Regions from separate parts of the Homo sapiens genome. Here regions 2 and 3 are each linked to region 1. The links are chromatin contacts, found by Hi-C or POLR2A ChIA-PET in ENCODE. All regions are on one chromosome and are shown on one strand. Each heading gives the region's core, a stretch centred on a gene start or an enhancer-like site at or near the end of the contact. The rest is flanking DNA. Distances are from core to core; before and after follow the strand shown.

Evidence for each region. A loop is a pair of places that touch in the nucleus more often than their neighbours do. ChIA-PET counts read pairs that join two places held with the same protein, here RNA polymerase II (POLR2A). Pooled maps may share reads with other maps.
Region 2: a pooled map shows a loop between it and region 1 (9-fold over the local background). The contact joins the promoter of CALU here to the promoter of STRIP2 in region 1. A Hi-C loop is called at or near these places in 8 of 50 pooled maps. POLR2A ChIA-PET finds 5 or more read pairs at or near these places in 2 of 52 experiments (PC-9 and activated T-cell).
Region 3: a loop to region 1 is called in a pooled map, with 11 times the contacts of the local background. The contact joins the promoter of CCDC136 here to the promoter of STRIP2 in region 1. A Hi-C loop is called at or near these places in 6 of 50 pooled maps. POLR2A ChIA-PET finds 5 or more read pairs at or near these places in 2 of 52 experiments (PC-9 and naive thymus-derived CD4-positive, alpha-beta T cell).

Annotation. Positions count from the first base shown.
Region 1 is chr7:129,433,164-129,435,723 of GRCh38, forward strand. It overlaps STRIP2 (striatin interacting protein 2), which reads left to right and starts at 1,269. Exons shown (of 21, transcript NM_020704.3): 1 at 1,269-1,438. The coding sequence starts at 1,310. RefSeq lists a silencer at 1,149-1,628.
Region 2 is chr7:128,738,086-128,740,645 of GRCh38, forward strand. CALU (calumenin) reads left to right here and starts at 1,274. Exons shown (of 7, transcript NM_001219.5): 1 at 1,274-1,347. RefSeq lists silencers at 881-1,020, 1,091-1,230 and an enhancer at 1,511-1,610.
Region 3 is chr7:128,790,687-128,793,246 of GRCh38, forward strand. CCDC136 (coiled-coil domain containing 136) reads left to right here and starts at 1,282. Exons shown (of 18, transcript NM_022742.5): 1 at 1,282-1,741. The coding sequence starts at 1,726. RefSeq lists silencers at 389-858, 397-665.

The DNA of each region.
Region 1 (2,560 bases), core at 19-2,518:
ACCTGAATGAGTTGAGGGCTAAAAGGAAAGCTTTGTGGAGGAGGAGGAGGTGACAACTAACTAGAATCTTTATGAGAGAAAAGGAATCAACCAGGAGAACAGAAGACAGTCTCCTCCAGAGAACAGCATAGGCAAGACCCTGAGACAAGATAGAATATGATACCTTGGAAACCGCAGGGAGGAATCTGCAAGTGCCGGTTTCTTCATCAGTAACATTGGATTCGTAAAAACACCCTGTCGGGGAGAGGTATGATGTGATATTTGGAAAGCGCTTACTGCAGTGCCTGGCACCAAGCTCAGTTCAACAATCCCCCAGACCCTTCCTAAAGCAACCAGGCTGGGGACAGCGATTTGGTCCCACCTGTTCCCCTGAGCCTACGTCTTTGGGGCTTCTATTACCAAGCCAGACTGTCTAAATATTTACTACAAGCTACTTTTTAAATTCAGGAGAGGGCAGATCAAACAGCCTCTTTTGCCCCCAGTAACAATGAGCCCTTAGGAAGCATCTAAGAGAGAGGAAGGAAAGAAAGGACTGGCGAGCAGGTGAGGGTGGGGGCTTGCTCTACCCTCAACATTTACACACCATGAGGAAGAGGCCCCCTACAGCAGAGAAGGGCAGATGACAGGAGCAGCCCTCGAGGGCACCACCAATTTCAGTGATGGAAAAACTCCCCCATCCCACCCTTAGACCTCCAGTCTCCCAGCCAAGCCCTAGCTCCGGGCGAGATGCGTTCTCTTCAGAAAAACGCTGAGAATTCTCAGCTTCCAGAGACAGCGAGTCCCTCGTTTCGGGCGATGTCCCTGGCCACCTGGCGGTGCCATCCCTCCCCTGAGACTAAGCGGGATATGGGACGTGTGCAGGAGCCGGGATATGGGGGGCCGGGTCGGTGGTAACAGGGAAACGGAGACTGCTGTGGAGCAGTAGGCGGAGACTAGAGCTCCGGAAAAGGTCGCTACAGGGACGGGGGTGAGAGCTGAGAGACACCGAGTGAGGAGCACAGAGATAACCCGCCTGATCTCAAGGCCCAGCTTTCGCGAGGTGTGGAGCCTGTAGCTAACCTAGGAGTCTCCGTCCGCCAGCAATGCCGCAGGACTAAAAAGATCCCCTCAAAAATCTCTTCATTGAGCCCCCACCTCCTCGAGTCCCGCTCCGGCCGGTCGAGCAGCCAATCGCCTCGCGGGGCGGGGTTGCGGCGAGCTGCCGTAACCAATAGAGGTGGAGGGGGCGGGGCCTGGCTCCCGGCGCGCGGCGGTAGGGTCGCCTCCGGCAAAGCGAGCTGAACCCTGAGGGGAGCCGCTGACCAGCAGCATGGAGGACCCCGCCGCGCCTGGGACCGGGGGCCCGCCCGCAAATGGCAATGGCAACGGCGGCGGCAAAGGGAAGCAGGCGGCGCCCAAGGGCCGCGAAGCGTTCCGAAGCCAGCGGCGGGAGTCAGAGGTGAGGAGCCCGGAAAGCTTCGGCTGGGGCCCGGAGACGCCCGCCGGCGGGAAGCGGCGGCTGAGGTGATTCGGCCTCGGCCCCGGAGCCCTCGGCGCGCTCGATCAGCCCCGCGCAGTGGGCGCCTGCGGGGTCCTAGCGGCTGAACTCTGGGCTCTTTGGCCCGGACCAGTGTCCGCCCGTCTCCTGCCGCGGGTTGGGGGCTTTCTAGCCCTCTGGCTTTCCCCCGCTGCGCGAAGATGAGCGCGGTATTGAGCGGACCAGATACTTTCCAAATATTTATCTCACTTAATCGCTGCAGCCCCCTGAAGCAGAAATTCCGATCCCAGTTTATAGACGGGGGAACAGGAGCGGAGAGGTTAAGTGACTGGCTTGAGGGGTGGGAGGCTGGAGCTCAGCCGCAGGAAAGCAGGATTGGCGAGTGGGGCAACCGCAGTCCCCCTCCCAGGCTGCCTGCGGCGGGCCCCTGGGCCAGCCGAGGGACTTCTGCCCGTTCCCTGCCCGTCCCCTTCCCCCCGTAAGTCTTAGGCCGTTTCGGGAGCGCCTTCCGCGGACATCAGGCCCCTGCCTGTGAGGGCTGAGCGAGACGGGATTCAGGCAGGGGCAGTCCTGGAGTGGCTATCTGGAGGGAGCAGTCGCAGGATACAGATAGGAGTGTGAATATTTCGATCTCTTCCTCCTCTCCTGAAAAAAGAAACCCTATCTATGAAGATGAAAGCGTTGAATTATTATCACTTCCCTATCCCCTCATTGAGGCAGTTCCCATCAGTTGGATCTGAGCGGGGATCAGAATAGACGACAAAATATCAGATGTGGCAGGGTCTGCAGATATCATCTGGTATAACCCTTTCATTTTACAGACCTAAAAAAAAGAGGAGTGACTTGCCCAAGATCAGACATCTGGCATAGTTGGTGGTCAAGAACACCAGACTTTGGAGTAGTCAGACCAGGTTTTGACTCCTAGCCCTATCATTTACTACCTGTGTGATTTTCGGCACATTACGGAACCTCTCTGAGCTCCAGTTTCTTCATCTGTAAGATGAGATTAACACTGCCTACCTCAGAAGGTTGTGATAAAGTCAAAATGAGATAATTGACTATAAAATGTTTGGCACAGTGCAG
Region 2 (2,560 bases), core at 24-2,523, 700 kb before region 1:
GTCCTTATTCCTATTACTCTTCTTGCTGAATAGTCCATTTGGGACTTCCTTAGTCCAGCCTTAGTCATATCTTCCTCTGAAGCCTTCCCTGACTACCACCAAGGGTCACTGACACTCCTTTGAATGCCAGAAGGATTAGTTGTAAACCTTTCACGTTGACAGTAACTAGCTTGCTTTCATGAGCTTAACTGTTTCATGAGTTTACAACTTGTCTCAATTTGATTTTAAACTACAGAGGCTTTATGTGCTAAGAATGCCACAGGTTTACATTCCATTTGTGTTGAAGCTATAGTAGCCTTTATTTGATATTTGTTTTAATTTCATGACATGAAATTAAATTTTCAGGGACATGCAACGGGTTCGGCCCATTCCCTTCACTTAACATTACTGAGCTGGGCAGTAAGCTCAGAGTTGCAGATATAAAGATGAATAGACAGATACCTACCCAGGAGCTTACTCTAGAAGAGGACAGATGGATAAGCTACATTTTATAGCAGAATTTGGCAAAGTGTACTGAAGCTATAAACAGCTATGATGGTAAATAAGGTAAGAATTATGCTTAGTGAGGTCAGGGAAGGCTTCTAGAGCTAACATCTGAACTGGGACTTCTATTGGCAAGGCAGAAAATCAGGAAAACGCACTTATTCCTGGCAGAGGAAGCCTCTTGATCAAAAATCTTAAGAGATGAAAAAGGACCGGTTGTTAGGAAACAGATGATGGTGCCCAGAGCGCAAGATGAGGGGGAGTGTTGGGAGATGGAGCTAAAAGATACACTGGTGCCAAAGACTGAAGAGCCTCCTGTAGATAGCGCAGGGCGCAGCGCTGAAGGGAAAGAAAAAGTTGGGATTGTTCAATAAAGTTGGTGACTGATTCAGTCGGATTAATTCCGCCCTGGTGGTCTTGTGGGAATGAAGATAACTAGCAGGATAGTCTAAGAAGCCCTGTGGAAGCAGAGTCATGAGCTGTGAATGGGGACGTGGCGGCCACACGGCCGCGCCCACGCCACCCGCAGTACGGGGCTGGGGCTGGGGCTGGGGCTGGAGCCCGCCGTCCCAACAATCCCGGGGACGAGAGTTGGGCGGGAATCCGCTCCACGCAACTCGGCGCGGTCCCGGGGACGTGGCGCTTTCCAGCCAATCCCGGCTATGCGATTGTTAGACCAATGGCTACTCGGGGACGCTATGCGACAGCGGCGGGTTTGCTGATGATTGGTCGGGAGGCCGCCGGCGAGGCGGATGAGGGCGGGGTGCGGACCCGCTTCCGGTTGGGCGGTGCTTGCGCGCGTGAGCTGAGCCGGTGGGTGAGCGGCGGCCACGGCATCCTGTGCTGTGGGGGCTACGAGGAAAGGTAAGTACGGTGATGCCCAGCCCCTTCACCACTGCCTCATCTTTATTCGCTTTCTTTCTGTCCCCGGTCTTGTTCTTGGCGCGGCAGGGGACTGCCTCACTCGGTGCCGCTGTCTCTGCTGGCGCCCGGGTCCCAGGCCTGATGCTGCTGGAGATCCCGGGACCCTCTGTGTGCAGCCTGGGATGGAGGCCGCCGCCCGTCTTACCGCGCGCTCTGGGAAGGGGGCTGGTCCGGTGGAACTCTGTCCCGTTGGGTACTGTTCTGTGCCTGGTTTGCTGCGTCCTGGTCCTCCATCTCTAGGTCACGCCACTCACCGAGTCTCTGGCACCAGAGGGTCATTTTTTGCCTCCGGAAGGTCGGAGGGCATTTGGATAGTGTTATTGTAAGAGTTCCTTGCCGCCTCCACTCACCATCCTGCTTGTATCTGCCAGCTCCGCCCCAAGGCCACATCCCGACAGTAGGGTGCATCTGCCAAGGTCGTGTTCACTCACCTAAAGGGTGCAGAAACAAGGGGGGAGAGAACGAGTGACGACACTAGGTGATATCTATGATTTTAAAGAAAAGCTGAATGTTTAGAGCTTCCATATTTGGCTACGTACTTCAGTTAGCGACGGAAAATAGTTTTTAAAGCTTTATTGGGGAATTAATTTTTGTTACGTTTTTTGTTGCTTCTAGCCCCATATCCTACTGATTTTTAGCATGCTGCGGTCAGAAATAAACTTAATTCCCTATAGCTGCCGCGATTAAGCGTAGAGTGGCTTGCAGTTTCAAAAGCTGCTTTTGCATCAAGGCCCAAGCTCCGTGGGTCTCCTGCTAAAACTTTTGAGCCTGTGATCTGAATTCCTAAGTGTATAAAATTCTAGAATAGTGTCTTCGAGAATTGAGTTGCGTTCATTTTCTGGTGTGGACCATGAAGTCAACGTTAATGAATTGGGAATAAGGTGGCTTCTAGTTGTTTTTTGTTCTAGTAGCTTATTCAGCTTGGAGGCAGAGAACCTTGGAATCTCTGTTAAATTAGTCTGCCATAGAATGGAACTTGACACAAGACAAATGCAAGTTTGACCTCACTCAGTAGATTTAATTAACCAAATACCAAACGACAGTAATCACTGAAGAATTTATATAGTATAATCCAAATGAGGGACCAGATATAACCTCTAAGTTGTATTTGTCAAGAAAATGAGTTTGCCAAGACCTAATCTGAGGTTTTACT
Region 3 (2,560 bases), core at 32-2,531, 640 kb before region 1:
GGGCTACTGTGGGGGCGTGGCTCGCAGCCCACCGGGTGTGGGACCGGAAGGGAAGACAGGGCGGAGGAGAGGGGGTCTTCCGGCCCTGAGGCTTGATGGGGCCACCGGAGGGCTCCTCCTAAGAGGGTCCTTGGCCCTGGCTCGGTGGGGGGTCGCGGAAAGCGGAGAGGTCAGGGCCCTGCCGTTCGCCCATCCGGGCCTCGACTTCCCTCCTCCGGCCCCCAGGCTGCCGAGGGGCCACCGGGCAGGGGTGGGCAGGGCCTGGGGCCGGAGTCAGCGCGGACTGCTAGGTGGGGGCGCCGGCCGGGCGGGGGAGGGAGGGAAGGAGGGGCGCGCGTGTCTGCGCTTTTGGAGGAAACAGTCCCACCTCGTCCTTTGCCGTCCCCATTGCTGAGCATGACCGGGCCCTGACACCTGGTGCAGAAGGGTCCCTGGGCACAGCAGACCCCGGGGGGACCCGCCGCCAGAACCAGGGGATCTCGCTCCTCCCTCTTGGGGCAGCCATAAGCCTAGGAGCTCCTGACGCTGTCCGGGCCCCGCGGCTCCCCGCGCTCTCTAGGGGAGAGCCTTGGGGCGTATCCGGGGTCGCGCTCACCCTCCCGCGCCGCCCCCTGCACGGGCTCGGAGCTCCCGAGTGCTGGGAGGGCTTCCGGGCGGCGGCGAGCGGCGGGGGGCGGTGTCAGGAGGCCCGGCCAGGCCCCGCCCCCTCGTCCGCCCTCCCTCCCTCCCTGCGCACCCGGCTCGGGTCCCCGGGCTCGCGGCTGCGGCTTCTGCTCAGGGAGGCGGAAGGCGGCGGCGGGAGCGGTCATGGAGGCGGGCGCCGGAGCCGGCGCGGGAGCCGCGGGCTGGAGCTGCCCGGGCCCAGGTCAGAGCCGCCCCTCCGTCACCTGTCTACCGCCCCTCCTTTCTCTCCTCCATCCCTCCTCCTTCCAGACCCCCAGGTGCTCCCGGCCTCCGCGGCTCCCCTTTCTCCGCCCAAAGTCTTCCTCCCTCCATCCTGGCCTCCACCGGGGCCCGGTCTCCATCCTTCCGGCCTGGGACTGAGGCTTCCGCGCACCGGCCGCATCCTGCCTGGTGGTCCCTCCCCAGCGCGTCTCTCCACTTCAGTCCGACGGTGCTTCCAGCCTTCGGGACTGCAGACCCTACACCTCCTGCAGCCCCGGAGACTCCTGAGCGCGGGGCGAGGGTGGGGTGGGCAAGGTCCAGCGAGAGAATGGGAGGAGAGGGGAGGGGAGCGGTCGCAGCCCTACCCCTTCCCGCACGCCCCCCACTCCTCCCTCCCTCCATCTGTAGGCCACCTCAGCCTTTCAGCCTCTTCTTCACTGGCTCCCGCCCTCTTTCAGTCTTGGCCCTCTCCTCCCTGTCCCCCCGGACTAAATACGCACACCCCCTCTTTCTTTCTGTGCAAGCAAGAGGGTCCTGGAACAGCGGGTTCTGAGGAGGCTGGGAGGCAGGGCTGAGAGGTGGCCGAGAGAGAGGAGTCGCAGAGCCGCCAGAGTGAGTCAGGCACCTCCACTGGGATTACAGATCCCAGAGCCTCGAGGAGCTGGAAGACATGTCCCCTTCTTTCCTCTGCACCCCAGCCCGCAGCCAGCCCCCCACCCCCCAGCCCCTCCTTTCTCCCTGCTCTCAGGACCCACAGTGACCACTCTAGGCTCCTATGAGGCTTCCGAGGGCTGTGAGAGGAAGAAGGGCCAACGCTGGGGGTCCCTGGAACGACGGGGGATGCAAGCTATGGAGGGTGAGTTTTCCCAAAAGGCTTCTTTCTTTCCCCTCCCCTCCTCCCTTAATTCCCTTCTTTCCTCCCTCTGACCCCCAGGCCTCTGAGCCAGGACACAGCCCTTCCCTCAGTTCATCTTAGCCCCTCTTCCTGCAGCTCAGAGCTCCAGCCCTTCCCAGGGCTCAGGCTTTGACAGAAGTTCAGGATGCATCCCTTCGGGACCCCAATCACCCCCCAGCTAACCAGGTTATGTGTCCCGAGGGAGCTGCCAGACAGAGAAAGAGGCCTTGTTGGACAGAGCTTTGAAGCAGCCTTTCAGCAGGGGGTTTGTCCTCACTGCCTGCCGACCCAGATCCCAAGCTGTCTCTTATTTTAAAAAGCAAGGAACTGGGCATGTGAATTGTCTTTCTGGGGCCACCAACATTAACTTCGAATGGAAGCCTGTGGCTTTGGTTCTTTAGGATACCTTATTGCCTGAAAGAGAGAGCCTAGGAGGGGGCGCGTGAGGCCATCCTCCCAACACACGTGTATCCCCACCACACCCATGTGACTTGGCAGTTGCTGCCAACACCAGGCCCCTGGAAGGACGCTGGTCCATTTGCCAGTACTTCCTGTGAAGTGTTGCACGTTGCACATTCAGTATGGGCAAACCTGCTCCCCCTAAGGGGGACAGATGGCACGAAGGGTCCCAGTTGAACCTAAGGCTGCTGATATTAGATAAAGTAAGACCAGAGATTCAGAATTTTAAAACAAAGCAAACAATCACCATCCAGACAACATTTTGCTATTTATAGGGACTGCGTTGCAGTAAAGGAGCGGGTGCTCACAACCAGAGGCTGG